Regions from separate parts of the Mus musculus genome. Here region 2 is linked to region 1. The links are chromatin loops, found by intact Hi-C in ENCODE. Cell type or tissue: gastrocnemius. All regions are shown on one strand. Links, peaks and the distances in the headings refer to the core of each region. The heading gives the core; the rest is flanking DNA. Region 1 has its middle 16 kb from the start of Slc10a1. Region 2 overlaps Smoc1 (SPARC related modular calcium binding 1).

The links. Hi-C counts contacts between places; a loop is a spot of excess contacts. Peaks named below come from ENCODE experiments on the same cell type or tissue, not always from the same donor. Only the 100,000 strongest peaks of a DNase experiment are listed, where the experiment ranks them.
Region 2: it touches region 1 in a loop (18-fold over the local background); 41 of 42 quality-filtered maps call a loop at or near these places.

The regions. Positions count from the first base shown.
Region 1 is chr12:80,976,346-80,992,379 of GRCm38, reverse strand. No RefSeq gene overlaps it. Among named protein-coding and RNA genes, the nearest start is that of Slc10a1, 16 kb to the right of the region's middle. In gastrocnemius, for the core only: a CTCF peak has its summit at 9,856 (motif pointing left); a DNase peak (open chromatin) is centred at 9,864.
Region 2 is chr12:81,173,611-81,189,644 of GRCm38, reverse strand. Smoc1 (SPARC related modular calcium binding 1) reads right to left here. Exons shown (of 13, transcript NM_022316.2): 11 at 9,922-10,166; 12 at 5,604-5,657; 13 at 3,231-5,096. The coding sequence ends at 5,080. Among named protein-coding and RNA genes, the nearest start is that of Mir3067, 15 kb to the right of the region's middle. In gastrocnemius, for the core only: a CTCF peak has its summit at 7,338 (motif pointing right); a DNase peak (open chromatin) is centred at 7,348.

The DNA of each region.
Region 1 (16,034 bases), core at 8,509-11,008:
TCTCTCGACAACCCTCCAACTCCGCAGCATTGATCTCTCTCCCACATTAAGTTGCAGGGCGCAGGGCTTTCTGCCTTCCTCCAGCATATCCGTGGTCCCTTGAGGAAGAACAGTGGGAAGTCCCTTCAGTTCCCACAATCCGTTGGTTTTTCTTTGCCCACGTGGATAGCATACCCGGCTAGGTCTCCATGCTCTACCTGATAGCTTCATTTGCCTTTAAGTCTACATAGCCTTGACTTTTAGCAACCCCGTGACTTGACACGGGTAAGTCAGACACAGCAGACAACACACACATGCATATAAAATGCCTGGGGGTACAAGGGGGCAAGCAGGTGTGGAGCCGTGGGTGTGGGGGAAAGAGGGAAGTGGAAGAAAACCGTGTCACACCAGAGTTCCGGTGCTCTGGGCAGGCAGACACAGAAGGACTGTCGCACACTTTCCAAGCAGCCCTGGGTGGGTGTCTGGCTGTGTGAAGTCACTGACCCCAGCATGGCGGGCGGGTAGTGGACAAGGGGCAGTCCTAGGCACGGTGGGGCTTGATGAGCAAAGACAGTCTATGGTTTTAGAACTTTATTGTAGAAAGGCAGGGGGGAAAGAGAGAAGGTAGAGAGAGGCCGGCCATAGCCACGTGGAGGAGGGGAGGGAGAGAGAGAGAGAGAGAGAGAGAGAGAGAGAGAGAGAGAGGAGGGCTAGAGAGTAAGAAAGGTGAGAGCTTAAAGAGAGGGAGGAGGGGCCAAGCAGTCCCTTTTATAGTGGGCTGGGCTGTCTAACTGTTGCCAGGTAACTGTGGGGAGGAGCATACCTAGCTATAGTCAGGTAACTGTGGGGGTGGAGTCTAGCCAGAATGCCAGCAGCTTGGAACATTGTGTGACTTATAGTCACAGAATTATGGAGTTGGGGGCTCTGTGGTGTCAGGCACCTGTGTCTGGGAACGTGACTTGCTTTTCCATCCCTTGTAGAGTTCTCTCTACTGGGTCGCCAGAGTAAGCCCCATTCAACCAAACTAGGCTGCCTACCACAGCCCCACAAGCAGGCATGGACCGTGTCCCACAGTCCACCTCCTGGGCCCTCTGGCTCTTCCCCACTGTTTCCAGGAGCCCTCTGCACACCAAGGTCCAACACCTCAATAGCTCCCCGACTGCGCCTCTGTTTCGGTCTGGACCACAGTGGAGTTGAAGCGCACTGGCTCATGTGAAAACAGCCCAGGCTGGCCCCAGCCGCTCACACCTGCACACTCCATTCTTCCCCGTTTACACATTGTCATTCACAATTAATGCTCTCTAAGGAACTGCAGAACTGATTGTCCTGCCACCACACGGGGACCCCCTCGGAGACCTTGTGTCTGCTAAATTGAGCGTGGGGCCCTGTGATTAAATTAAAGTTTGTGGCTCTGCCCCCTTTGCTCACGCTCCATCCCTCTCCGCCCTGATTCTGCCTCCTCCTCTCCCTCTCTTTCCACTTCATGTTTCATTACTGGGCACCTCTGCAGCTTGGTAGTAGGAGGTGGACAAGGGGCAAATGGCCTGGTCCATGGGCCGGTAGGAAGAGAAGACATTCTTTTAAATTGAAAGTGAAAGAAACCGAGGGACTCCATGGTGAGAAGACTGTGCACAAGGGGACAGAGCTGAAACTCTGGCTTAGACAGTGGAAGTGGCACAGGGCCTTGGCTAGTTATGGAGGTATCAATCTCTAAAATCAGCGTGGGACACTGCTTAGGAGTTAAGATGACCATACCAGATACGCCTGAGCTTGATTCCGGCTCTGCCCCTTTCTTACCTCAGGGGTCTTAATGTGTGTTTAACCTTTCTGGGTCTCAGTTTCTCTGAGCCAGGCAGATGACTCGGAACAGGAAGCAAAAGGCCAGGCATCTTCAGGGGACAAGAAGCAGGGGTTGGTCCTTGTAGAGTTCTACGTGGACTTGATAATCTAGTAGCCATGAGTCCATGGGAACTAAGCGTCTGGAGTATATTCAAAACCCAGATGCCCTGGTTCTGAGGCCATCTTAGGTGTGTGCTTTTTAACAGGTTTCTCAGATGGGTCCAATGTACCAGCCTGGAGAACATAGGCCAGGTTTAGATGCCACTCTGAGACTTTCCCAGGAGATCTTGACAGTTGTAGTCTAGAAGGAAAACTGTGGAACTTTGGATTAAAGAAGTGTGAGGGTCCGGAAAACAACAAAATAAAGAGGAGTCAAATACAACCCTTCCAATGTCGGGGACCCGGGTAGACCCAAAGGAAACAGGGAGGGCAGGAAAAGAGGTGGATTTGCATGGTCAGGGTGGTGTCACCAACTGCATATGCAAGAAAGAAACTGGAGAGAGTAGCTGACATGTTCTGTCAGTCTGGGCACCAAAGGTGGCAGCCTTAGAGTTGGGACTAGCAAAGCAGGGAAGGGCAGGGTCTGTTGCAGAGCAGGGATGACAGAAGAAAAGCCTCATCTCTGGCCTGCTAGCTTGAGGCTCCGGGAGGCTTCCAGGAATTGGCTGAATTTAAGCTGTGGAACTCAGCGGGAAGACTGAACATAGCTCTACCAGGGAATCAGGAACAGAGAGGTCCGAGAAACCTGCCTCTGCTCACCGGAAACAGTGTTGAAGGGGGATGCAGAATTAGACCATTGATGGAACAAATTCTAGAGGCACTAAGAGGAACCATCCTCCTGATGATTTGACCTAATGGGAGATTGGCCCGTAGGTGGGGGAGCAAGAAAAAAAGCAGAGGGAGAGGAGAGGGCACTGAGAGTGGGTAAGTAGGTAGGATAGGCGATGCCACTGGGAATTCCAAGGAAGGAAGTTAGAAACTGAGTCCCTGTTGCTCTCCATTTTCTTGGGGAAGTGGGAAGCCATGGCCCTTGCCAAGGATATAGGAAGTGGGGCTGAGCATAAGGCCACAGCGGGGGACAGCCATCACAGAGAACGGGAGCTTGCAAAGACGCACCGAGAGCTTCACCAGCTCTCTGAACAAGAACCAAGTCAAGATGAGCCAAGATTATGACACCCGTTGTTCAAAGAGTGGAAAGACCAGAATACACAGGGAATTCTTGGCTATAAAGTCCAGGCAGGAAGTGAAGCAGAAAAGAAGTGGCACCCAGGGAGAATGGAGAGGTCAGAACGTAAGGAAGAGCTATTCATATGCACAGATCAAAGGAACCCAAGAGCCAACTGAAAGAGCTCCCAACATCCCAACCTGGAACATTGTGAGTGACAAAATAAAGAGGAATTGTATTAACTGAAAATGTAAATAGTCAGGATTCTACACAGGTATGAATAAATGACAAAAATAAAGAATACAAATGAGAAAGGAAACAGAAATTCTCCCATGCAGGAGAATGCAAAATAGATGTCCTATCCTCAAAAGAGAAGAATATATGCCAGCACTGGTGGTACAAGCATATACTCCCAGTTACACGAGGGTCACAAGTTTAAGGCCTGCCTAGCGTGAAAGAGAACATTCAAGGCCAAACTGAGCAACTTTTGACTCTCTATCTCAAAAATTAAAAGTAGAAAAAAGCCAGCACTATAACTCAGTGATAGAGTGGCTGAGTATTTCCCTAGGGTGTACAAAGCCCTGGTTCAATCTCCGGTGTTCACACACACACACACACACACACACACACACACACACGGAGTGGGGGTTGGGTAGTTGGTGTCCTACTTTGCTTTCTATTGTTGTGATAAACATGATGATCAAAAGCAAGCCGCAGAGGAAAGAGTTTATTTCAGTTTACAGTTACATCACACAGTCAGTCGTGGAGGGAAGTCAGGGCAGAAATTAAAATATAGCCCGTAAGGAATGCTACTACCTACTGGCTTGCTCCTACTGGATCATGATCAGCTGGCTTTCCTGTATACACAAGGACCACCTGCCTAGGGATGATGTCACTACAGTGGGCTGGGCCCTCCAAGATTAATCATCAGCCAAGCCAGTTCCTCACAGACATGACTGTGAGCCAATAGGATCAAGGCAATTCTTTGCCTGCAGCTCCCACTTCTCAGATGGCTCTAGGTTATGGCAAGTTGATGACAAAAAAAAAAAAAAAAAAAAAAAAAAAAAAAAAAAAAAAGCCCTAACCAGTGCAACTGGACTTGGACTATCTGAGCAGAAAGACTATAATACTCATAAAAGAAAGAAAATAAGACCTGTTAACGGCAGTGATTTATACCAAAACACACAAGAACGTGTGAGCTATAGATTTTATGCCCCCAGCTAAATTTTACTTCAAGTTGAAAGGCCACAGAGAAACCTTTAATAACACTCAAGAATTCAGAAATGTTTGCTACGATTCCCTTCCTACAGAATATACTAGAAGGCTAGTTTCAGAAAATAAATATAACTGGGAAGATAGCTACATAAATACTGGTAGCAAACATTAAGCAAAATTCAACTATAAACTTTAGAACAAATGATGGCACTGGAGAGATGGCTCAGCGGTTAAGAGCACTGACTACTCTTCTGAAGGTCCTGAGTTCAGTTCCCAGCACTCCCACCGCAGCTCACAACCATCTGTAACTCCAGTTGCAGGTGATCTGACACTCTCTTCTGGCCTCTGAGGGCACTGCAGGCATGTGGTACATATGCAAGCAGGCAAACACTCTTACAAATAAAATAAAAATGAATTTGTTCTCTTTAAAAAAAAAAGACCAAATAATGGTTATAAATAATAGAGAAGGCTGAAGAGATGGCTCTGGGGTTAAGAACACTGGCTGCTCTTGCAGAGGTTATGAGTCCTAGCTCTGTCGACACAAGATGAAGCAATAATCACTCATTCAACAGCAGTGAACTGAGATCTCCAGAATAAGATCTCTAAATACCATTCCCATTAGAAGTAATTCTGAGGCAGGAAATTTTTTAAAAATCTGAAATATTTAGTGGTACTAGATAATAAGGAAACTTTCAAAAACTACTAAGACTGTCCCCAAAAGACTCAGGTGTCAAAACCCACTCACAAGAAACAGACCTTATGCTCCTTCCAATATGCTTGGTATACGGTAGTCAGTCCTGAGAAAGAAGTGTGTGTGTGTGCGCGCGCGCGCGCGTGTAAAGTGGGGGATGAGAGAAAGAGAGAGATGTGTGAGAGAGAGAGAGAGAGAGAGAGAGAGATATCAAAAATAGGCCTAACTATAAGCAGCATAGAAGACAGAGAGGCTTGTCAAGCAATGCAATGAAATCAGCAAAAAGTTGGAGCAGAAATAACCTACTCAAGAACAGAGAGAGAAACAGAGAGACATAAAGTCATGGAACCTATAGCTGAAAGGCTGCTAAAAGCCATGTTGACCAATCACAGGCTATAGCTCTTTCTGAACCTTGATCCAAATAAACCCGGAAAATACTCTAAGATAGTTAACAAGGTGCATGCGCTCAGCACTGATGACAACTGGGAATTATCAATTTACTTGGGTGTAAAATTAGTGTTGGGCACTTTGTTTGCAGGACATATGAGAAACCAACCTGAAAACTTCCTCCCTCTGGAGAGTAAGGTTCCATGAAGGTCGCCAGGAGGGACCTTAGCACTGAAATACCAATTGGCAGACAAGTGTGCCCTCTGGTGCAATAATGGTATAGAGGTTATGGGAGACAAGTGTGCCCTCTGGTGCAATGATGGTATAGAGGTTATGGGAGAGAATGACAAACCACCTTCTTTCTGGATCTGCGGCCTCCTCCACAGAAAGGAAGTCGTGTGTGGTAAATCTGGTTGGGTGCCCACAGGTCAGGACTGCACAGGCAGCAGGGAGAGGTGCTGTTCTTTTGCCTTGTAAATATTTAGGATTGGGCTGAGAGGTGATTCGGAGATTGAAAACACTGGCTACTCTTCTCGAGGATATGGGTTTGATTTCCAGCACCCACATGGTGTCTCAGAAGCCTATGCAATCCTAGTCCCAGGGGATCCACCACCATCTTCTTGCTTCCCCCAGCACAAGGCATGCATATGGGGCACAGACATACATGCAGGCAAAACATTCATACACATAGAAGTAAATTAAAATGTAGTGTGGCGGGGGGGGGGGGGGGTATAGCCTTAGATTAGTGAGAGTCTCAGTATTGGTCAGATAAGCCTCTTCGGCAGTAAGGGGTCGATCCTATAAAGACTCACACCTAGTCAAAGTACTGAGAATGGGTAGATATAAGTGCCCAACCCTATGTGGGGCAGCTAACGCAATACACCCATTGCTCAGGGAAAAAAGGGCAGGAAGAATGCAGAGGCCAAAGGATGGGGAGAAGTGCTGTGACACTCAGTCCTGGATATGGCATGGCTACTGCACTCAGACCCTCACGGAAGCTGCATTTACCTGTGCAAGACCAAGCAGCAAGACCAGCCAGCATGCCAGAAAGCTACAGAACTGTTTACTAAGAATAATTAAAAAAAAAACTTTATAACAGTAGAAGACAGAAAAGTGTGAAGAGCACATGTTGGGAGGAGGGTGTCCAGGGGGAGTGGGAAGGGTGAGTTGGGTGAATATAACCAATGTGTACATGTTATGAAACTGTCACAAATTAATACATACATACATACACACACATAGATAGATACATATATACATACATACACAGATAGATAGATAGATACATACATACATACATACATATATACATATATATATACATACATACACAGATAGATACATACATATGTAGATACATACATATATACATACACAGATACATACATACATACACACAGATAGATACATACATACATACATATGTACATACATACATACATACATACATGAGAGATAGATACACAGATAGATATATAGATACGTAGATAGATGAAAGAGAGAAAGAGCGAGAGAAAGAAAGAAAGAAAGAAAGAAAGAAAGAAAGAAAGAAAGAAAGAAAGAAAGGAAAAAAGAAAGAAAGAAAGAGAGAGAGAGAAAAGGCTGGAGTAGTAGCTACAGATACATACATATATACATACATACATACATACATACATACATACATACATACATACATATGAGATAGATACACAAATAGATACATAGATGAGAGAAAGAAAGAAAGAAAGAAAGAAAGAAAGAAAGAAAGAAAGAAAGAAAGAGAGAGAGAGAGAGAGAGAGAGAGGGAGGGAGGGAGGGAGGGAGGGAGGGAGGGAGGGAGGGAGGGAGGGAGGAAGGAAGGAAGGAAGGAAGGAAGGAAGGAAGGAAGGAAGGAAGGAAGGAAGATAGGGCTGGAGTGGTGGCTCCACATTCAAGAAGACCTAGGTACAGTTCTCAGTACCTACATGGCAGCTTTCGGCCAACTGGAACTGCAGTTCCAGTGGTTCTAACAGCTTCATCTCACCTCCACAGGCGTCGTGCAAGCAAACATAAAATTTTAAAAATAATAATTTTTAAATGGATAGATAAAAGACAAAATTTTTAAATGGTGTTGAGTTTTTCAGGTCTTTAACTTGTAGAGGTGCATAATAGAGTATTTGCAGATAAAATGACAAGACTCCGATTTGCTTGGAAACAAGGGGACCAGAAGGGTTAAGTGGTGTGCAGAGGGAACAAAGCTGAGCATCAGTGGTACCAGAGGCTGAACAGTGGGCAGAGTCTAATAAATCCTTCTCTGACAAAAAGCCCACCGAATGCAGGTAGGAGGAATCCTGGTCTGTGAACGCCTCTGAAGAGCAAGCTTCCACGATCAGGGATATTCCAGTTACAACATGGTGTTCCCGGCGTCTGCTGATGGGCTTGCATGGAGACAGAGTTCTATCTATAACACATCAAGGCAAGGCGTCATGTACACCCAGGAGCTCAAGATCCAGACCCTGGGTTCCACCTTCACCTTTGTAGACTCTCCTTCCCATGTTGCAGATTCTGCTGCTTGCTTTAACGTTAACCCTTGCTTGGTTTCTCTCTCTCTCTCTCTCTCTCTCTCTCTCTCTCTCTCTCTCTCTCTCTCTGTGTGTGTGTGTGTGTGTGTGTGTGTGTGTGTGCTATAAGCACATGTGTGCGTATGCACATGCCCGGTAAGATGCAGAAGATAAAGGAGGGCAGTAAGGTGTCCTCTATCACTCTCAGCATGTTTCTTTGAGGCAGGGTCTCCTCCTGAACCTAGGGTTCATGTTTTCTCAGCTGGGTTGGAAGCCAGCCAGTCCCAGCAATCCTCATGTCCTCCCCTCTTAGGAGCTGGGGTTATAGGTGTTTGTGCGGATATCGGCTTATTACATGGATGCTGGATCTTAATTTTTGTCCTCCAGAGCAAGCACCCTTAACTACTGAGCAGTCTCTCCAGACCTGGTTCTGGTTTCTATGAAATTTTGCTGCTGATGTTTGCATTAACCCACTATAGAATAGGAATTTGCATAAATTGCTGAATACCTAATTTAATTAGCACAATAAGCATCCCTGAAATGTAAATGGTCAATAAAGAAAATACACAGCTCAGTGGCCACACCCCTTTCCAGGACCTTGTACCCTCACTTCCGCCTCTCTGACTTCTCCAAACTCCAGCCTCAGGAGCATCGTGACCAGTGCTGGCAGCCATAGCTCTGTGCCAGCCGTGCGGAAGCACAGATGAGCCTTGGCAGCGAGACCCAGCTTGTGACTGGCCAAATGAGGTCTCAGGGCGGGTTCAGTGTGAATTACTGCAACTATCTCCAAGCAGCTGGGGATGCAGGTAAAGATATGTCTAAGACTTGAAGAAGCCTCGGGCTCGTTTTACTGCCTGCTAACTCCCACCCACCCAACATCCCGAGCTTTCCAAGCAAGTCTCAGGAAATGTATCCTAAAGGGACAGGAAACAAAGAGGAGGGAAACTAGCTTCATTTTGGAAATAGGAAGAGTGTGTACAAGCAAGGAAGGTTACAACACTGGTGAGACCCTAGTGAGATTCCCCGAAATTTAAAAGACAAAGGAATCCATAGCACTGCAGTACTATAGAGCCACTGCAGAGGTTCTCAACCTGGGCCGCTTTGGATCACAGATCCCACACTTACATTATGATTCATAACAGTAACAAAATTACAGTTATGAAGTGGCAGCAAAGTGGTTTTATGGTTGGGGGGTTACCAGAAGTTGAGGAACTATATTAAAGGGTCTCAGCTTTAGGAAGGTTGAGAACCACTGGCCAACAGCATTCACCTTAACAAAGAGTTGTCCGTCCAGACTACTTCTCAAAACCGCCAAGGTTGAGAAATCCTGGGGCTGGTGAGATGGCTCAGCGGTTAAGAGCACTGAAGGCTCTTCCGAGGTTCTGAGTTCAGATCCCAGCAGCCACATGGCGGCTCACAACCACCCATAATGAGATCTGATGTCCTCTTCTGGTGTGTCTGGAGACAGCTACTTATGTATAATAATAAATAAATCTTTGAAAAAAGAAAAAGAGAGGTCCTATGAGAGACAGGTGGACATAGAAGCCAATCAATTGGGGCTTCAAACCAACTCTGCCACTGTCTTGTTCTGGAACCAATTAGATATTGCTCCTCACATCAGTTTTCGTAATTGTAAAATTGGACTAATAGTAATTATTTCACACAGTCGCTGTGAGAAATAAAAAGAACACAATATGTTAAAGTTCCCAGCACACAGTTGGTCCTCAGTAAGTGAAAGGGGGTCCTTAAATGAGAACAGAAGACATCCATATTCTTAAAGGGATGGGTAAAAGAGTCCTGCAGTGCAGAAGAAAATTGAACTATGCAATCAAAAGATGTATGCATTATTTCAGGACTACTCTGGATAATGGGCATAGAGTATAGAAAGGAAACTCTAAAAGTTGTTTAACCACAGTGCATTTACTTGCTAAAGTTGAATTGTACTTATAACAACTATTTTCTGCCAATGTTCTTCCTCTCAAAATATTACCCTGCCCCTTAGCCCCTGAACACCATTTACGACGCCTCGAGAAATCCACCCATGGGGCCATGCCGCCATCTGGTGGCAGAATCGGTAAGTGCAGCTAAGATTTTTATTCATTGGTGTGTGGCATGTGCACCATGCATGTTTAACAGCATCTAAGCTACAGAAAACAAATTCACACTCAGTTTCCCGAAACTGAGGACACCTTGGGCCTTTCTCCGTGGTTCAATACATGTTTAGCTAGAGCACAGAGCTCTCTTATTGTTTAGTCTGGTTTTTTTCTTGGATGTTTCATTGATTTTTTTTTATTAGATAATTTATTTACATTTCAAATGTTATCCCCTTTCCTAGTTTCCCCTCCTAAAATCTCCTATCCCCTCCCCCCATTCCCTGCTCCCCATCCCACCCACTCACATTCCTGGCCCTGGCATTCCCCTATACTGGGGCATAGAACCTTCTTAGGACCTAGGGCCTCTCCTTCCATTGATGACAGACTAGGCCATCCTCTGCTACATATGCAGCTAGAGCCACAAGTCCCACCATGTGTTTTCTTTGATTGGTGGTTTAGTCCCAAGGACCTCTGGGGGTACTGGTTAGTTCATATTGATGTTCCTCCTATGGGGCTGCAAACCCCTTCAGCTTCTTGGGTACTTTCTCTAGCTCCTTTATTGAGGACCCTGTACTATGTCCAATGGATGGCTGTGAGCATCCACTTCTGTATTTGCCAAGCACTGGTAGAGCTTCTCAGGAGACAGCTGTATCAGGCTCCTGTCAGCAAGCTCTTGTTGGCATCTGCAATCGTGTCTGGGTTTGATGGTTGTTTATGATCCCCAAGTGGGGCAGTCTCTGGATGGTCCTTCCTTCAGTCTCTGCTCCGAACTTTGTCTCTGTAACTCCTTCCATGGGGTATTTTGTTCCCCCTTCTAAGAAGGATTCTGAGCTTCTGGGCTAATATCGGTGAGTGCATATCATGTGTATTCTTTTGTGATTGGGTTACCTCACTTAGAATGATATCCTCCCGGTCCATCCATTAGTCTAAGAATTTCATAAATTCATTGTTTTTAATAGCTGTGTAATACTCCATTGTGTAAATGTACCACATTTTCTGTATCCATTCCTCTGTTGAGGGACATCTGGGTTCTTTCCAGCTTCTGGCTATTATAAATAAGGCTGCTATGAACATAGTAGAGTATGTGTCCTTATTACAAGTTGGAGCATATTCTGGGTATATGCCCAGGAGTGGTATTGCTGGATCTTCTGATCAAACTATGTCCAATTTTATGAGGAACCGCCAAACTTATTTCCAGAATGGTTGTACCAGCTTGCAGTCCCACCAGCAATGAAGAAGTATTCCTCTTTCTCCACATCCTCACCAGCATCTGCTGTCACCTGAGTTTTTGATCTTAGCCTTTCTGACTGGTGTGAGGTGGGATCTCAGGGTTGTTTTGATTTGCATTTCCCTGATGATTAAGGATGCTGAACATGCCGGGCATGGTGGTACACGCCTTTAATCCCAGCACTCGGGAGGCAGAGGCAGGCGAATTTCTGAGTTCAAGGCCAGCCTGGTCTACAAAGTGAGCTCCAGGACAGCCAGGGCTACACAGAGAAACCCTGTCTCAAAAAAAACAAAACAAAAAAGGATGTTGAACATTTTTTTAGGTGCTTCTCAGCCATTCAGTATTCCTCAGTTGAGAATTCTTTGTTTAGCTCTGTATCCCATTTTTAATAGGGTTATTTGGTTTTCTGAAGTCCAACTTCTTTCATTCTTTATATATACTGGATATTAGCCCCCTATCAGATTTAGGATTGGTAAAGATCTTTTCCTAATCTGTTGGTTGCTGTTTTGTCTTATTGACCGTGTCCTTTGCCTTACAGAAGATTTTATGAGGTCCCATTTGTCGATTCTCAATCTTACAGCACAAGCCACTGCTGTTCTGTTCAGGAATCTTTCCCCTGTGCCCATATGTTCAAGACTCTTCCCCACTTTCTCCTCTATACGTTTCAGTGTCTCTGCTTTTATGTGGAGTTCCTTGATCCACTTAGACCTGAGCTTTTTACAAGGAGATAAGAATGGATCAATTCGAATTCTTCTACATGCTAACCGCCAGCTGAGCCAACACCATTTGTTGAAGATGCTCCTTTGTCAAAGATCAAGTGGCCATAGGTGTGTGGGTTCATTTCTGGGTCTTCAATTCTGTTCCATTGGTCTACTTGTCTGTCGCTATACCAGTACCATGCAGTTTTTATCACAATTGCTCTGTAGTACAGCTTTAGGTCAGGCATGGTGATTCCACCAGAGGTTTTTGTTTTGTTTTTTTTTATCTTTGAGCAGAGTTTTTGCTATCCTAGGTTTTTTGTTATTCCAGATGAATTTGCAAATTGCCCTTTCTAACTCTGTGAAGAATTGAGTTGGAATTTTGGTGGGGATTGCATTGAATCTGTAGATTGCTTTCGGCAGGATAGCCATTTTGACTATATTAATCCTGCCAATCCATGAGCATGGGAGATCTTTCCATCTTCTGAGATCTTCTTCAATTTCTTTCTTCAGAGACTTGAAGTTCTTCTCATACAGATCTTTCACTTCCTTAATTACAGTCACACCAAGGTATTTTATATTATTTGTGACTATTTTGAAGAATCTTGTTTCCCTAATTATTTTCTCAGCCTGTTTATCCTTTGTGTAGAGAAAGGCCACTGATTTGTTTGAGTTAATTTTATACCCAGCTACTTCACTGAAGTTGTTTATCAGGTTTAGGAGTTCTCTGGTAGAATTTTTGGGGTCGCTTATATATACTATCATGTCATCTGCAAATAGTGATATTTTGTCTTCTTCCTTTCCAATTTGTATCCCCTTGATCTCCTTTTGTTGTCTAATTGCTCTGGCTAGGACTTCAAGTACTATATTGAATTAGTAGGGAGAGAGTGGGCAGCCTTGTCTAGTCCCTGATTTTAATGAGATTGCTTCAAGTTTCTCTCCATTTAGTTTAATGTTGGCTACTGGTTTGCTGTATATTGCTTTTATTATGTTTAGGTATGGGCCTTGAATTCCTGATCTTTCCAAGACTTTTATCATGAAGGGATGTTGGATTTTGTCAAATGCTTTCATCGCACCTAATAAGATGATCATGTGGTTTTTGTCTTTGAGTTTGTTTATATAGTGGATTACGTTGATGGATTTCTGTATATTGAACCATCCTTGCAACCCTGGGATGAAGCTTACTTGATCATGATGGATGATCGTTTTGATGTGTTCTTAGATTTGGTCTGCGAAATTTTATTGAGTATTTTTGCATTGATATTCATAAGGGAAATTGGTCTAAAGTTCTCTTTCTTAGTTGGGTCTTTGTGTGGTTTAATGAACAGAGTAATTGTGGCTTCATAGAATGAGTTGGGTAGAGTACCTTCTGTTTCTATTTTGTGGAATAGTTTAAGGAGTATTGGAATTAGGTCCTCTTTGAAGGTCTGATAGAACTGCACTAAACCCATTTGGTCCTGGGCTTTTCTGGTTGGGAGACTATTAATGACTGTTTCTATTTCTTTAGGGGATATGGAACTGTTTGGATTGTTAATCTGATCCTGATTTAACTTTGATACCTTGTATCTGTCTAGAAAATTGTCCATTTCATCCAGGTTTTCCAGTTTTGTTGAGTAGAGGCTTTTGTAGTAAGATCTGATGGGTTTTTTGTTTGTTTGTTTTTTTGGTGGGGGGGGGGTTGGGTTTTTTTTTTTTTTTTTTTTTTTTTTTTTGGATTTCCTCAGATTCTGTTGTTATGTCTCCCTTTTCAGTTCTGATTTTGTTAATTAGGATGTCGTCCCTGTGCCCTTTAGTTAGTCTGGCTAAGGGTTTATATATCTTGTTGATATATAAACCCTTCAAAGAACCAGTTCCTAGTTTGGTTGATTCTTTGAATAGTCCTTTTTGTTTCCACTTGGTTGATTTCAGCCCTGAGTTTGATCATTTCCTGTCATCTACTCCTCTTGGGTGAATTTGCTTCCTTTTGTTCTAGAGATTTTAGGTGTGCTGTCAAGTTGCTAGTGTATGCTCTTTCTAGTTTCTTTTTGGAGGCACTCAGAGCTATGAGTTTTCCTTTTAGGAATGCTTTCATTGTGTCCCATAAGTTTGTGTATGTTGTTGGCTTCATTTTCATTAAACTCTAAAAAGTCTTTAATTTCTTTCTATTTCTTCCTTGACCAAGTTATCATTGAGTAGAGTGTTGGTCAGCTTCTATGTATAAATGGACTTTCTATTATTTATTTTGTTATTGAAGATCAGCCTTAGTCCATGGTGATCTGATAGGATGCATGGGATTATTTCAATATTTTTGTATCTGTTGAGGCCTGTTTTGTGACCAATTATATGGTCAATTTTGGAGAAGGTACCATGAGGTGCTGAGAAGAAGGTATATCCTTTTGTTTTAGGATGAAATGTTCTGTAGATATCTGTTAAATCCATTTGTTTCATAACTTCTGCTAGTTTCACTGTGTCTCTGTTTAGTTTCTGTTTCCAGGATTTGTCCATTGATGAGAATGGGGTGTTGAAGTCTCCCACTATTATTGTGTGAGGTGCAATGTGTGCTTTGAGTTTTAGCAAATTTTCTTTAATGAATGTGGATGCCCTTGCATTTGGAGCATAGATGTTCAGAATTGAGAGTTCATCTTGGTAAATTTTACCTTTGATGAGTAAGAAGTGTCGCTCCTGGGGGACTTTTGAGATAGCATTGGAAATGTAATTGAGGAAAATACGTAATAAAAAAATATATAAATCTGAAAAAAAAAACAAAAAAAAAGTGTTGCTCCTTATCTTTTTTGATAACTTTAGGTTGAAAGTTGATTTTATTCGATATTAGAATGGCTGCTCCAGCTTGTTTCTTGGGACCATTTGCTTGGAAAATTGTTTTCCAGCCTTTTACTCTGAGGTAGTGTCTGTCTCTGTCCCTGAGGTGGGTTTCCTGTATGCAGCAAAATGTTGGATCTTGTTTATGTAGCCAGTCTGTTAGTCTATGTCTTTTTATTAGGGAATTGAGTCCATTGATATTAAGAGATATTAAGGAAAAGTCATTGTTGCTTTCTGTTATTTTTGTTGCTAGAGTTGGAATTCTGTTCATGTGGCTATCTTCTTTAGGTTTGTTGAAAGATTACTTTCTTGCTTTTTCTAGAGCATAGTTTCCCTCTTTGTGTTGGAGTTTTCCCTTTATTATCCTTTGAAGGGCTGTATTTGTGGAAAGATATTATGTAAATTTGGTTTTGTCATGGAATACCTTGGTTTCTCCATCTATGGTAATTGAGAGTTTTGCTGGGTATAGTAGCCTGGACTGGCATTGGTGTTCTCTTAGGGTCTGTATGACATCTGCCCAGGATCTTCTGGCTTTCATAGTCTCTGGTGAGAAGTCTGGTGTAATTCTGATAGGTCTGCCTTTATATGTTACTTGACCATTTTCCCTTACTGCTTTTAATAATCTTTCTTTGTTTTGTGCTTTTGGTGTTTTGATTATTATGTGACAGGAGGAATTTCTTTTCTGGTCCAAACTATTTGGAGTTCTGTAGGCTTTTTGTATGTTCATGGGCATCTCTTTCTTTAGGTTGGGGAAGTTTTCTTTCCTGTTCTATTTTGTTTGAGGCAGGGCTTCATTCTCTAATCCAGGCTGGCCTCAATTATTGTGTCGACCAAGCTAGCTTTGAATTTGAGATAATCCTCCTGCCTCTATGCCCTCAACCCAACCCCTTGGCTAAGAAAAGTCTTTTGTGTTGTTTTCTTTGGGGGGGGGGTGGTTTATTGGTTGGTTGTCAGTTGGTTTTTGGTTTTTTCCAGACAGGGTTTCTCTGTATAGCCCTGACTGTCCTGGAACTCACTTTGTAGATCAGGATGTCTTTGAATTCACATAAATATGCCTGCCTCTGCTTCCCATATGCGGAGATTAAAGACATACACCACCACACCTGGTTCATTTTTTATTTTTAAGACAAGGTCTCATGTAGCCCAGACTAGATTGAAGTTACTACGTAGTTTGCACAGAAGAGCATATTCTGAGACTCCAGCCAAGGCCGGGAACTGGGAGGCTCCAGCCTTCTGACCTAGACACATTGGCAGTTGCAAATAAACACCAAAGCACAGCAGGAGCATGCATGACACTGAGGTACATGCGTGCTCTTTGTCTCTACAAAACTGCTGCTCACATCTAGGTCACCTGTGCACCAGTTTACGGTGATTTAAATCCTCTCCACTTTTTTGATTAAATACCAAGTCTCATCTTC
Region 2 (16,034 bases), core at 6,059-8,558, 200 kb before region 1:
AGGGCATCCGATACAGTCTCTAGGTGGGGTGCTGACTTCTCACAGAAGGGAAACTGGTATTCACCTCCCCACTTTGCTGAGCAAGGGGAATGGTGGTTGTTATGAACATGCCACATTTGTCAGAAGCCATGGGCAAAATGCATTGCACAAAATGGAATAAGCAAGTTTCTTTACTCTTAGACAGTACACACACTGCCCAGTTAAAATCACACTAAGATAATCTACATCATAATAGTCGAGAGTTTTTACAAAATACTCCTGATTCTATTTCTTCACTGTTGTATAGTCGGGTGGGGCCGTGTGACCCCTTTAGTCACTGGAACATGAGCAATATGACTGTGGGGCTTAGTTTTTGTCAACATGATACAAACCTAGGACATATCTAGGCAGAAGGAATGTCAACTGAGTTATTGCCTCCATAAGTTTGGCAATCCCGGGGGAGCATTGTCTTGATTGACGATCAATGTAGGAGGACCCAGGCCACTGTGGGCAGTGCCACTTTCATTGGCAGATGGCCCTGGGTTGTATATGAAAAGTAACTGAGCAAACCAGGGGAGAGAGCCAGTGAGCAGTGTTCCCCCATTTTTGCCTCTTCTCCTGCTTCCAGCTCTTGTCCCCAATTCCCTTTGTGATAGACTCTATTTGGAACATGTAATCCAGATAAATTCTTTCCTCCCCAAGTTGGTAATATATTTCATTCTGAATAGGCACCAGAGTGCAATTTACCACATTTCTCTTTCTTTGCTTCCATAATCAAGAGGGAAGGAGTCTTCCTTGACATGGATCCCTAATAAGGACAGTACAAAGAAGTGCCCCAGCTGACACTAAGTCTAGGTTATCTCTTTGTGTTTTAGCCACCGAAGTCATGAGGGGTGAACTGTATTGCAGCTCATCCTGGTCTCTCCTGATTGAGTTATATCAGCAGTGTGATACCTGTTTACTACCTTGTAGACAGGCAGTACCCCCGTGCATAGCACTCCCTTGTATCAAGTGTGCAGATTACTAAAAGATAGCCTTGAGTTTGGGAACAGGCTCCGCTTACCACATACAGGATCATCAACCATTAACTAGAATCAATAGTCCTGTTAAGAGGATCTGGACAAAGGGTTTTCCTGGAATCTATCCTATTAAGGAGGAGATGGTGCAGAGCAAAGGGAGTGCTAAGGTCACATTGTTAAGGTGGCTGCCAGATGTAGAAGTAGCACACAGAAAGGATTGTTCAGGTTGATCTGTCCTTTGTTGATGAGAAATGACAAGAGACCACTGGCTGGCTTACCCAGCAAAGGAAGTATTAGACAGGATGTGACCAAAGTTAGGGCTTTTTTAGTTTAAAAAAAAAAAGTTGCAGAAGACATACAGATCTGTGGTGAAGGGTTGAAGGTCTTGGTGGTACTTCATGAAAGATCTAACTTCTCATTCCCCTGCTTGTTCAGCAAAAACAGGTCAAGCCTCCTGGGAAAGATTTGAACCTCATTAATGGGATAGCCATGATCTTACAGATCAGTTAGAAGCTTTGGAGATACTTGGCCAGAAAGATAACTTAGCTACCTCTCTGCATTGTTTGTTATTTTGATTTTGTGTGTTTGTCTGTCGGTCTGTCTATCCATCTACCCATCTATCTTTCCTCAAAGGTGTTGTGGCTGTGTTTCACCCTCTTGGGAAGCAGATATTATATCACTGGAGCCCCTGGGACCTGGGACCCCAATCCTCTATCAACACTCGATGGTCCTGAAAAGATGCCAGCTCTGTGGCCTCTTAGACCTCTTTGCTGAATGCATTCCCAAAGTTCCCTCCTTGTGAAAGCGGTACATGGCTCTGAGCCCCGAGGTGAGGCAAAGACAGAACGGACCTGTCTTGTGCTGTATCCTTGACTCTTGATGCAGCTGTCTGGGGAAAAAAACAGAGGAGCAAGGGGTAGGAATGAGAGTCCACTCTGCTGCCAAAAGTGAGCTCCCATGGCCCCTCTCTATACTCTATGCTGGAGGTCAAATCAACTCTGACTCCTCCTGGGCTTCCTGCACGGGAAGTGCTAACCACACTTCTCTGAAGCCTTGCTGGCAGTCTTCTACAAAATAGTGGCTTTAAGTAAGATTTAACTGCTGCGAATGACAATGAACTCCCTCCAATGCAGCTCAGTCCTAAGGTACAGGATACAGAAGCTGCTGTTCTGATGCCCCCAGGAAGGCAGCCATGGAATCAGCAGTGCTCAGGGCTTGAGGTCAGAAAATCTGAAGACAAGAGGACCCCTTAGTCTACTTTCTCCAGACCTGGCAACCACTTTGCCCCTCTTCCTAGGCCTGAATCTATACTTAGAACCTGGAACAATGCAGTCTGGTCACTGACCCATGACAGTGTCCATCAGTGTACAGCAAACCAGCTATCCCCACTGCCTCAAAACAGAAGCTTCAGTTCTGAAACTGGGAGGAATTTGATGAGGTACGAGATGATGAGGGACTATGTGACCTGGCAAATGCTAAGATCCTTCTCCAGGGAAGTCTTGTGGGAGAAAAGTTTGGGCAAAGGGAGAATTTAAAAAAATATCTTCTGTGTACCCTCAGAGGACAAACTGCAGCCAGAAGAATCAGGAAAAGCTGGGTAATTAACAAAGGTCATTTCCAAGGACAGCCCTGAAGGGAGAGAGGATGAAAGGAAAGGTCCTACTCGCAGGAGACTCAGGTTCCTGGCCCCTATCCTGGCCATGTTGTCAACCCCCATCCCAAAGTCCTCTGCTCTGCAGGGTTTGCCAGCTCAGAAGTGGTGCCACACAGTGCCAGGCAGAACTGAAACGTGAGCTGGGCAAACCTGACTGAGGGCCAGAGGGTCATCTTTCCACCTGCGTTCCAGCCCCAGGGTCCAGATCATGATTAACACAGCTATGCCCACCAGGCTGAGCTTGTCAGAGCTCCTTCCCAATGTTCTACCAGCTCCATTCCAGGTGCAGCTTGAGAGGAGGGCCCCAGAATGAGTATACTTTGGGGTTTCTGTGCGGGTGAAGGTCAGAGGGAGAATTAAGGTATACACACTAGCAGTTAAGGGCCAAGAGGACCCGGGGCATCTTCCTAGGAAGTACACACCCCAAGGACCACTGTGTTCCCTGCTGGTGTCTCACTAAAAGCAACCTAGACTTTCCAGGATCAGCGCTTGAGCACTTAGACCAGGAAAACCATGAAACCTTCTAGGAAATGGGGCCTCTCCTTCAGAGAAGGCCACCCAAAGAAAGAGGCACCAGCTGCCCAAGTTTACCCATTTTTATTTTTTATAAAACAAGCTACAAATACTTTTTCTTGCTCCCGCCTCCCCAAGGGAAAACCACACAGCACAGCCTACGCCCATCTGTGAGAGAGAAGTTGGCTGGTCAGATTCTAAACTCCTACATAAAGGTGGCTTCTCTGTGCACATTTCCTTCTGGCCAGGAAATGGGACTGGAGTCTGCTGGGAGGGCCATCCAGCTCCAGCCTGCTGCGTGCGGTGTTTCTGTTCAAGGCTCCAAGAGAAGGTGTTCTTCCCACCTTACCATGCAGGACAGGGTTACTGGTCATCATGGGACAGCATGTGTGACTTCCACCAGGACAGCGGGAACCTTCTGGAGCTGAGACTTCATCGAATCAAGCTCCGAGAAGGCTATGTTCCCCACATGTGGGCAGCATTATGTGGTCCATGCCTTCCAGACCCAAAATAGAGCAGGGTTTACCAGGGTGGATGCATTTACAGGATACTGAGATGGAAACCCAGGGAAGGCAGGTTGAGGAGAGCAAGCCAGCAAAAGAACCAGTCCTGGCCTCCCTCACTGCCATCATGGCTGACCATGGAAGAGCTGCTAAGTATCACTTGCTGCTCTGACTGAAGGACCTCTGAATCAGCATGTCACCTAGACAGAAAAAGTTGCTCATCTGCCCTGGTGCAATTCCGGTGACACTCTGTGCAAAAGCCTAGAGTTCCCTATAGCTGGATCATCGCTCCTATTCCTCTGAGGAAGCAGAAGTAAGGGACGCCACGTCAATTCAACAATTCTGGAAGTCCATGAGAAAAGCCAGAGGAATAAGAGCAACTCCGGGATTGGCCAACAAGGTGGCTGACCCAATCGGTGAGGATCCAAGAGATGGAGGGAGAGCACGAAAGTAAAACCTAGTTGGACTCTAGTGTTGGGAGCTACATGCTTGTGGAGGCTCTCTTGTGGGTTTGCAGAAGGGCTGGTTCAGGTCTTCAGTCCTCTTCACCATCTCCTCAGATGCCCAACACCTGCTGCTGCAGGAGAACCCTGCTGGTGCTGGGTGTCCTTTTCCTCACATGCTTGGGGTCTCACCTCTCATGTCCTACACGGGGGACATGCTAAACATGGGTAGAGATGTTTAAAGCAGCCAAATCCAGCCCCTTCAGGTAGAGATTGCTCCATTATTCACTGTAGACTGCCAAGGGATCTGGATAGCATGGACATGTGGGCCACCGGAGATCTGAAATCCATGCTGGCCAGCACAGGAACTGGGCTCCCCTCCTACCCAGCCAATGGCCAAGTGACTGGACTTTGACAGCTAATGGACCAGTACCCTCTTCCCACCAGAAGAAAACATGCTATCCACAGCACAAGCACAGGGCTCCCATCTATTCTCTCAGAGTCCATATACAGTGAAACTTGGGGAAGCTAAGGAGAGACCTGGACTGGGAGTCCAGAGGAAGTAGAAGGGAGGGACAAACAGCGATGTCGATGCCTGTACAAAAGATCTATACAATTTACATATATATTTATATACAGTATATAAATCTCTTTCTTCTCGACCCCGTCCCTCGCCCCCCCCAACCTAAAAGATGTCAGTAGCAGATCCAAAAAACCTTAACAATAAAAGAGAGAATAAACAGCTTTTCTTCCCTTTCCTGTTCCTGCTATGGTATTAGATAATTGGTGTTTACAAATGGAACCAGAAACAAACCACACACGTAAGAGTTATTAAAAGTGCAAACATGGCGGGCACCACTTATGTTACACAGACTGTGGCTGGGCCACGGGCAGCGCTGAGGGTTAGGTGTCTGACGGTCAGTCCTGTCTCCTCGGAGTTTCCATGGGCCTTTTGCTTTTTCCACTCTTTAGACAAGGCGTCCGACTGGGAGCGGGAAGGAGAGAGCAAAAAGAAAAAAGCGATGTGAGCCATTAGTGTACAAAATGTTCAGCTACGAAACTATCTGCATGAGGACAGCCTTTGCACAGCAGACATGGGCTAGGTCAGGCGCCAGTTGCCTAGATACTCAGATGTGCGTGCTTTACCCTCCTATCTTTTGCTACTCTGGGCAGCCCCCAGCATCCAGAGTCAGTTAGGAACTGTTAATTCCAGTGGAACTGTACAAACCCGGAGTCTGCCAGACACGCACAGGATGAAATCTGCTGAGTTCTGGTCAGGTCGTACTACCCTAGCCTGGAGGAAACAGCAGGTGTCTGGGACAGGTGCGGGTGACAGAATCCTTTCAGCACTGATGACATCTTCCTCAGATCCCCACCAGACTCAGAGTGGGGGCCTTTATGTGATGGTCTGGTCTATGGCTTGACTACTACACTCCCACGGTTTCTACAGGGGGTCCACCAAAGAGGGAAGTCCAGAAAGAAGGTCACTTACTGAACGGGTTTGTGCCTGCTCGTTTTCCCTGAGGGAAGCTGCCAAGGCTACCACCTGCAACAAATAGGAACATATGACATGGGAGAGGTCATGACCCAGACAGCTGGCAGAGCTCCTGTATCTGAGCCCCTGCCTGCTCTGCCCTCGGAACCGGAACGGATAAGAGTGGAAGAATGGGAGGGAGCCGGAAGTGGCGGGAGGGAGCCGGAAGTGGCATGGCTGTGCTTCCTGTTCTGGGGATGCCTACTGCCATGTTCTGCCTAATAAACCCACTGTCCACCAGCCCCTTTAAACAGCCTTTTTTCCCCCCTATAGTTAGGCTGGAGTGTCTCACTGGCTTATTGCTGCTGCTGCAGCTCCTGGTGTCATTGGCACTTTTTTTTTTTTTTTTTTTTGAGATAGCATTTCTCTCTATAGTCCAGGCTGAGCTTGAACTCAAATTGAATAGATGAGGCAGGCACCAATCGAAGAGAGAATAAACAAATTTTCTTCACTTTCCTTTCCCACTGTGGTATTGGAACCCACGCAGGACGCCTCTTTGAATCCCCTCAGCTGTTAGCTAAGAAGGGTTTTAATGGCTATTTATAACCTTCTTGGTTCTGGGTCTCCGAGTCCTGTAATGTCAGAGGTGGAAGGAACCTTAGTTCCTTCGCTTGCCAAATCTGGAGGCAAAGGCTCAGAGTGACTTACACAAGGTCCAAGACCTGGTTTGATAACACCCTCCCCTGTGCACAGGTCCTGATGCTCCCTCAGGACCTGATCCTGAAGGGAGAACATACTAGGAGCCGGGCCAGTTCCCTGTGCCTCTGAACATCGTTGGACCGAACCAGAAGATGGTATTAAGACAACATCTATGCTACATCTCTGCCTCCCAGGGGGCGGGGGGTTGGAGATTGTCTCCTGCTAAGTCCAGGATTACCTATGGATCCTATGATGACACAGCTCAGCCTCTCCCAATATTCCTTATGACCAAGAAAGACAAACTAAGGGTAGATGTTGGTATATCTAAGTTTGCAGGTGAGATCACAAATCCAGGAAGATAAGAGGAGCAGACCTAAGGCAGGCAGGTGAGCAAGGGCAGAGCCAGGCTGCCCAACCTCAGAGTCTACATTTACTCTGCTCCACTCCGCAGGTGCTGCCCTCAGGAGTAAACATGGAGATCCGTACATGGAAGAAGAAGGCCTATGGTGGCCCTGGCTCTGCTTCATCAGCTAAGAGCCAGAAAACAAAATGAAGAGACAGGAGCGCAACCCTGTACCTCAGCAAACCTATATAACAGGAGTGATATTATCCCCATTTAATGTGGCTAAAAACCCAGGATGGCACAGCATTCATGGGAGGAAGTAAACTCATTGCTGCTGTCATCCGCTGGACCCCGAGCTCCTGATCCTCAGAGGGAGAGGAGAAGACTGAGCCCAAGGAAAAGCTGGCGCTTCTGAGACACTGAGCCTCTCTCTGGTCCTCTGCTGCTTGCTGTACAGGGTAGAGACAGCAACCCTGACAAACTTGCTTTATGACTTGGAAAAGAACAATTACCGAGGCCCGGGCCTCCAAATGTCTGGCTTGCCATGCTGGTCAAAGGATTCAGCTCTCCAGTGAGAGTCATGGAAGACAAAAGAAGGGGTGCTCCTGTGGCATCTCCAGAAGTCGGGCCCCTCAAACCCAAAACTACACAGCCCAAGTCCCACATCTTCCCACTCACTTTGGGCCCCCATCTGGCATGCAAGTCCCTCTCAGGCCACCAGAGGGCACCACATAATACCAGATGACCTGTGCCTGAGCTCTCATATACCATCTTGCTTTCTGCCATTTGGAGCAAAGTGAGACCTTGAGGCTGCCAGCAAGCAGCACCTCTATCCCATGGGTATATTCCTCTGCTACTGATAGCTTTTGTGTGATCGCTGTGCATCTGGACTCTGTCCCGCCCATCACCTACTCTAAACTGTTAACTTCTCACTCCAAATCTCCAAGGTAGATACTACTACCTCCATTCGGCTGAGGAGGACATTGAAATCCAGAGAGGTGAGGAACCTTGTCAAATTACAGGGTTAGAACTGACAGAGCTTAACAGTCAGGTCTATCTGACTTCAGGGTCTCTGGTCATACCTGCATCCCTATTTCTGTCTAGACAGTTGTCCTCACCCCTCCCCTAGGTTTCTTCATAGTCCTCCATTCTCCTGCTAGCACCATATGCCTAGAAACAGACATCCTTGTCAGGGCACTGGCCACACAGCTCCCCACAGGTTCTATCTCTCTCCTCACAGAGTCCCAAAGTTACATCTGTGCCCCATTGCCCAGTATTTCTCTCTGGCCACTCTCTTGGCTTCCCCAGGCAATAAGTCTGGCCTGCTCACAAGAGACATTGTTCTTCACTCTAGGGTCATCCTCACGGAGGGCAAGGAAGCTAAACTATGAAGTCCTACTGATAAGGCAAGCAATGGCAGCACTGCTGCCCCATGCGTGCAAAGCACTGCTCCTCTGCTTAAACCAGACTCTAAAACATAGAACAACAGAAGGCTTTGGGCTCTAGGATCAGTGTGTTGTCTGGACAGAGGGATGGAAAGAAGAGTCCCATCGTACTCTCTATGGACTTGCCATCTACACAGGCAACCTCAACTCTAACTCATAACCTCTCTTCCTCCTACGTTTTACTTCACCACATTCCAACACACACACACACACACAGAGCATGTGCATGCATGTATAGTCATGCATACATAGATACATTTTAAGTCGGGCATAAAGGGCTGAGGAGATGGCCCAGCACTTAAGATCACTTGCTGCCATTGCAGAGAACCCAGGTTCAGTTCCCAGCATCCACATGGTGGCTCACAACTATCTGTAATTCCAGTTCCAACAGGCCCTCTTCTGGCCTCTGCAGGCACCAGGCACATACTTGGTGCACATAACGTAAATGGAGAGAAGCACTCATACACACACAAAAATAATTTTTAAAAACGGGCATAGATAAACACACGTGTGTACACACAGAGATAGAGATGCTGTCAGACAGGTACCCATGCAGGCATGCTCACAGCAATATGCTGAAGAGATGCATGCACAGATGCAGGCAGACCTGTCGCAGTCACATTTGCAGACACAGGTGCTTCAGCCAGACCCTCAATGACACTTTTTAAGTGAGAGGGTCAAGGTAGGGTTGGGCAAGAAACAGAAATTACCCCAGGAGTCTCTGGGAAAAAAAATATTCAGATGACTCGAATCTACAGCCTGCTCCTCACAGAATTTGGATTGGAGGGGCATCCAGGTGAGCACTGATTCTTAAATCCTGCATCCCAGATCACAGCTTCCTCTAGATGCTTCCTCTGGGTCCTGTGTGTTGGCTGAAGTGGTAGACAACTGGTCCCCAGCAAAGTTCCAGAGGGAGGATCCCTGAGTTCCATGGACCAAGTCACCACATTGTACCTTCCCTTGGCTTTAGTTGCTGTATGGACAGGTACTCGCAACACAAAAGGGGCATGGAATGGGCCAGGGTCAGGCCCCAGCAACTCCTCACTAAGTAGCAAGTGTTCCTGGGTAGGTCTGGGATGAGCACTACAGTCTCTGTCAAATATGACCGTCCCAATCCATTGGTTCCTCACTGCCTTTATAAAGCCTCCCACTTGAGTGAAGGGCTTTCTAGCCTTACCTTACCTCCTGCCACCTATAGTTGCTACAGCTCTCAAGAGCTCCAGTTTGTGAACCATGAGAAATTACATGCAGGACACGTCTAGGACTGTTCCAGAGAATTCCCTCACACACCCAAGCTTACTCTATATGGTGGATGGGCAATAAATCAGACGCACATAGTGCCCCTAAAAGCCTGTTGACAAAACCATCAGAGTCATTCTCACTACCTGCTTCCTTGAGGTATTATGTTGAGAAGTCCCAGTCCTTGTGCTATCCCTTGCATCCACATACCACACACAACACACATTCATACGCACACAGTCTAGATCGCAATCTGGAACTACACTGCTCTACTCCATGGACAAGATAAAAGATAAGCAATCTCTGCTAAGTTGAGCTATGGTGTGCGTGAGTCTATTCACTACTCGCAGTAGTCTTCTCTACCCTAACTAACATTCTGATAGTACTAATCACAAAGTACATGAATAACTCTCATGTCTTTTCGGTAGACTGTGTAAGAATAGGAACCTCACCAGTCAACCCCATGGCTGCAGCAGGCAGCTAGGCCCTGAATCACAGCCCACTCCCAATAAATGGCTGGTGAATACATGGGGGTCTAGGATCTCACTGCTCAGGGCATCCCTTGGTCCCTGTCCCTGGGTCTGACAGGCATACAGGGGATAGAACTCACCTTCTTTGCTAACACCCAGGCAGCCCTTCAGCTCAGGCAGTGAGATGACCTTATCCTTGTTCAGGTCGCAGTAGTCGGTGAAGCGCCGGGCACATTTCTTGGGCTTGGCTTTCTTCTTTACATAGCGCTTGAACGGCTTCATCTCCCGCTTGTTAATGTCATCGCTGCTGTTGCTATCCAGCTGGCTGAAGTACCAGTGTGCCACTCGCTCCTCCAGGGTGTGGCTGGGGTCTGGCTCTGAGAACCTGACCACGGACAGAAACCCCCACCCCAGAAAACACCACTCAGGATCTTGCAGGAATCACCTGCTTTGCTGTGATTCCCTCCCAAATGGCCAAACACCAGGGTACTCGATACGGTTAAGCATTTGCTCCCACCAACCTGTATTGAAGTTGGTTAATAATGAATCCGTGTTGGGGAATGAAGGTAGACCCTTGAAGAGAGATTAATTACCTTCTACAGATCCTGAGTCAGTTCTTATGGAAACGAATTAGCTCTTACAAGAGGAGGCTGCTGTGAAGCTATATCCACACACACCCATTTCCCTTCATCTCTGTGTGTATTTCCTACGTGTACTTTCTAGCATGAGTTAGCTGAAGCTGTAAGAGGCCCTCGCCAGAAGTCAAATGGATGCTGGCATGCTCTTGGACTTCCAGAATGTGAGCCAAAATAAAACTCTTCTCTATAAATTACTCAGCCTAGGATATTTTGTTACAGCAACAAAGACTAACCCAAGACAGGCTTCATGCTGGGCTACCAACCATCAGGTAGCAATAGCTCTTTCCTTAGGGGCATCCAAGTGATGTTATTTGCTGACCTGCCTGACCCTCTGAAATAGCCAGGATATTTCTAGTGTACATAGGCACTGGAGAGAAATTGTGTAGATTTAGTGGTCATCACACCCAGTGCCAGAACTGGAGATGTCAGCTTAGCCTCAGGCTGCTCACAGTCTAGGAGAAGCAGAACCCAAAATATAAAGGCTGGTAGATGAGATGTGTGATGCCCCTGACCTGTGGCTTTGTGCTTGTGCATAGAAGAGTAGTCCTTGGTCACGCTCACTTTATTCACTGAGACAGAGTCTCTCAGTTGAAGTCACAGCTCCCTGACACAGTTGATCTAGCTAGCCAGGTTACTCAGAATACTCAATGTCCACCTGCTGAGTGCTGGAGTTACAGGTGTGCTCCCAGAATTTACATTCACAGATGAGACCTAAGCTCTGTTCTTGTGTTTGCTGCTTGTTCTTTGCCTGTCAAACCATCTCCCCAGACCCAAACAGAGATCCTAAAGCAAGCATATTCTAAACCTGCTGGGGTGAGTCTCTAGAGTGTAAGGTTTCCAGTCAGGAGGACTGGGGTGGGTCTAGGAGATCACATAGTAACCAGAACCCCAGCTAATGCTTAGAGAAACTAGTGACGGCACCAGTCAGAATGGCTAAGATCAAAAATTCAGGGGACAGCAGATGCTGGCGAGGATGTGGAGAAAGAGGAACACTCCTCCATTGTTGGTGGGATTGCAAGCTTGTACAACCACTCTGGAAATCAGTCTGGCAGTTCCTCAGAAAAATGGACATAGTACTACCGGAGGATCCCGCAATACCTCTCCTGGGCATATATCCAGAAGATGTCCCAACCGTTAAGAAGGACACATGCTCCACTATGTTCATAGCAGCCTTATTTATAATAGCCAGAATCTGGAAAGAACCCAGATGCCCCTCAACAGAGGAATGGATACAGAAAATGTGGTACATTTACACAATGGAGTACTACTCAGCTATTAAAAAGAATGAATTTATGAAATTCCTAAGCAAATGGATGGACCTGGAGGGCATCATCCTGAGCGAGGTAACGCAATCACAAAGGAACTCGCACAATATGTACTCACTGATAAGTGGATATTAGCCCAGAAACTTAGGATACCCAAGATAGAAGATACAATTTGCTAAACGCATGAAACTCAAGAAGAACGAAGACCAAAGTGTGGACACTTTGCCCCTTCTTAGAAATGGGAACAAAACACCCATGGAAGGAGTTACAGAGACAAAATTTGGAGCTGTGACGAAAGGATGGACCATCTAGAGACTGCCATATCCAGGGATCCATCCCATAATCAGCTTCCAAACGCTGACACCATTGCATACACTAGCAAGATTTTGCTGAAAGGACCCAGATATAGCTGTCTCTTGTGAGACTATACCAGGGCCTAGCAAACACAGAAGTGGATGCTCACAGTCAGCTATTGGATGGGTCACACGGCCCCCAATGGAGGAGCTAGAGAAATTACCCAAGGAGCTAAAGGGAACTGCAACCTTATAGGTGGAACAACAATATGAACTAACCAGTACCTCGGAGCTCTTGTCTCTAGCTGCATATGTATCAAAAGATGGCCTAGTCAGCCATCACTGGAAAGAGAGGCCCTTTGGACTTGCAAACTTTATATGCCCTTTACAGGGGAACTCCAGGGCCAAAAAGGGGGAGTGGGTGGTTAGGGGGTTGGAGGGTAGGTATGGGGGACTTTTGGGATAGCATTGGAAATGTAAATGAGGAAAATACCTAATTAAAAAAAAGAGAAAAAAAATGTAAAAAAAAAAAAAAGAAAAATAGAGTACTTACATTATTATTACTTGACAAGTTTTTAGTCATATATCGCTACTGAAAAAATATGTTGCATATCAACTCAAGTAGCATATTTTTCAAAGAGTTTAATTATTAAATTTGTGACCAGGATATTACATCAGAAGAAAGCTTGTATCTTAGAATCAAATCCCCAAACTTAACCAGGGAGTAATTAGATTTTAAATACAAATGCTCATGGTGAGATTTTGGGTAATCAAAAAAAAAAAAACTGAATTATTTAAAAAAAAAAAAAAGAAAAGAAACTAGTGACGGGGAATACATCTTTGTGCCCAGATACATATTGATGACCACATCTGGCATAGCCTATATCTCTGGCCCACAAAGTTACAAGGCCAATGTCTGTGTGTACGTATATATTCGATGGCCTGCCTATCATTTTATTTATTACTCAATTATTTATTCATCATCTTTACTCAAAGAAATCAGAGTGATACTCCTTAGAATTTTTTAAAGCCAATGATAACTCTGTTCATGATGAGTTGGAGTTTCTGAACAGAAGAAAACACACACACACACAAGTGTCCTGGTTCTGTCCTAGGGACTTGCCACTGACTATGAGCTGGACTCCATATTCAAATGCCTGGGTCACTTGCCCATGGGGAGAGGAATGAATCCGAAGTGTAGACCCTGTGCATTTCAAATGACTGGTGTGCAGAGTCTGCAACAGAACATTGATAGGGAATTTCACTGACAAGCAAGAACCCTAGACCAGGTGATCGGGACCTGCTAGCATACTCTGAAGATACACATGGTTCTTAAAAAATGTCCAAGGCACTTGGTGATATGACGCTCCTCTCAGATTTGCTGTATATTCTAGAAAGGAGTGGACCACCTCTCATCCCTCCCTGAGAAGAAGCTAGAAAATCCTGTCTTACTTCACAGTGACCCCCATGTAACATGAAGTTCAAGCAAAAAGAAGCTGCATTCCCCCACACTCCTGCAGAGAAGAGCTTGTCACCCCTGGTAGCTGCCTAGTCCATTATTAACGAGGCAGACCACAGTCTTGGGTAAATCCCCCAGACATCCTGGATTCTAAGAAGGATGTCAGTAGGACCTCATCCTGACAGCTTCCACCCAGAGAGACCCTTAGGGAAGTTGCAAGGCACACTGAGCTGTCACTGGCCTTTGACTCCTGGGGAATCTGCTTAATCTGCCATGGAAACCAGGTGCAGGGAGTCTGGGGCAGGCTGACATTCTCTGCGGGGGCTGTGCAGCCTGTGTTTAAATGTTACTATTCTGTTATTAGTGACAGCATCTGCTCTCATGGCTGCCCTTGCAGTACACAGGGTGGGCAGGCAGAAAGTCTGTAGGGAGTGCTCAGGGCACATGAAGGGGAACATCAGAGAGGACCTAAGCTCTGGAGGAGACAAGAGCGCCCAAGAAAGGTTCTCTCTCGGGGAGGCAGCCAGGGAGCCGAGAGAGCGCCAAGAAGAAGGCAGCTCTTCCTTTAACCTTTAGGCTCTGCATAGCGTAATGTCTACCTGGAGGCTGGAATAATAAAGTCTCGGTTGCTGAGACGGGAAGGGATGAGGTCATCCCACCCAGAGGCCCTGCCAGAGAAGGTTTTCTCCCTCCAACACGTGTTCCTGGAGCGCCCTCCTAACCGCCTGTCTGTTCTCTGCACGTCTGTGGTCAGAGCTCTCCCTACCTGCCTTCAGGCTATTTCGAATCAAGAAGCTGTTCTTCCTACCTTGCAAGCTCTGAGTTGGCCAGGGGGTGATCTTCATCTGGGCTCTGTTCCTTTGCCCTCGTGGTTCTCCTCTGTACCCTCTCTGCTCCCCCATCAAGATCTTTCAGTGTGGAGCAGTTCTGACTTCCCACAGCTAGCCTGCACACCCTGCCTGCTGCCAGCCCGTGGCAGAATGCTGGGTTAAGCACAGGACACCGTATCTCGGGAGAGGTCTTCTGAGACCCTTCCAAGCCACCAACCCACTGGTTGCCCTGTGGGGACTAAGGGTTCTGCCTCTGTCCCACTCCCTCCCCTCTGTCCCAGATATCACAAGCCTCTGCTTTTGAATCCCTTTGATCTCCAGAAGTCCCCTTAAGTAACAAAGCTTTAGCTATACCTCAAAACTGAGTGATGGCAGGGCCATGCTTGGGAACCAACACCTTACTAGAACAAACACCAAGAACCTTTCACATCTGATCTATCATATGACCTGGGATAGCCAGAGCAACACTGAGCATGTGCAAGAGAAAGCACAAGAGACCTCTGCAAACTGGGCAATTCTGAGATTCCCCCTGCAGGGGAATGCTAGATATGGGTGAGACAGATTTTCCAGGAGCCATCTCAGTGCATCCCTGCCATCACAGACTCTGCCACTTATACCCTTACCTCAAAGTCACATCCCACTGCCCGCCCAGGTCACACAAGCTTCCCTAAGTATTCTTTTAGAGTTTTCTTCTTTACATTCATTCACTTATTTGTGTGTGTATGAATCTTTGTGCACATGCCACAGGATACATGTGGAAACCTGACGACAACAGACGGGAGTCAGTTCTCGCCTTCCACCGTACAGATTCTCGGGATCTAGCTCAGGTGCTCAGTCATGACGGCAAGCACCTTCACTCCAAGCGCGATCTCTGCATCTCTGTGGTGCCTATAAGGGCCCTTTCATGGGTGAAGTTCTTCCTAAAGGGCTACCTGGGTAGGCCGACTGCCTAAGTTTTCTCAGATGTAGTGTGGAAAACTACCTTCCCAAAGATACCTCATTCTATATTCAGGATATTCTATATATTCTATATTCAAGATATATTCAGTCACTCTGCCTTTAGGCTATTTTAGTAGCTTCTGCCTTCAGGAATAGGGAAACCCACTAGAACCAGGTCCCTCCCTGAACAGACACACTCAGCCTTCTCCCAATTTTAGGGGTGGTGAAGGCCATCCTCCTGCGGCACTCTCAGTTTTGATTCTGTGGCCTTGGCCCTGGCAGGTTTTGGCTGTAACACATCGCTGGAGAGCCAAGCCCATTTACCACAACCTGCTTTGGCCAAGATCTGGGGCCCAGTTCTGCTGTCCTAAGCAGTTTTAGAGAAGGTAAGGAGGGCTGGCCAGGAGGCCTGAGCCAATCCAAGCAGACCGACTGAGCCCCATGTGGAGCTGGGTCCAAGCCCCACCAGCTGTGCGGGTGGAGATGGGAACTGCCAAGTCAGCCACACTCCAGACTCTTCCTTGCAAAGCCATCAACAGACAACCAACTGCACTCTACCAGGAGGATGAGGGCCACTTAGGAAACATGAGTCTACTTAGGAGGATGAGTCTCTCCTTAGTAAGCATGTGAACGACCAGGAGGCTCAAATAGACAAGGCTGGGTCTCCCAAGAGTGCCCTACCTACCTACCTACCTACCTAGACAGCCTTCCTTTTTAGACTGAGGATTTAGTGAATGGGTGGGTGGGTGGGTGGTCCATAGAAAAATGCTTCCAGAGCCCTGGTTGGGGGTGGGGTGGACTAAGGACATGTTAATCATCCAGCAAAGGT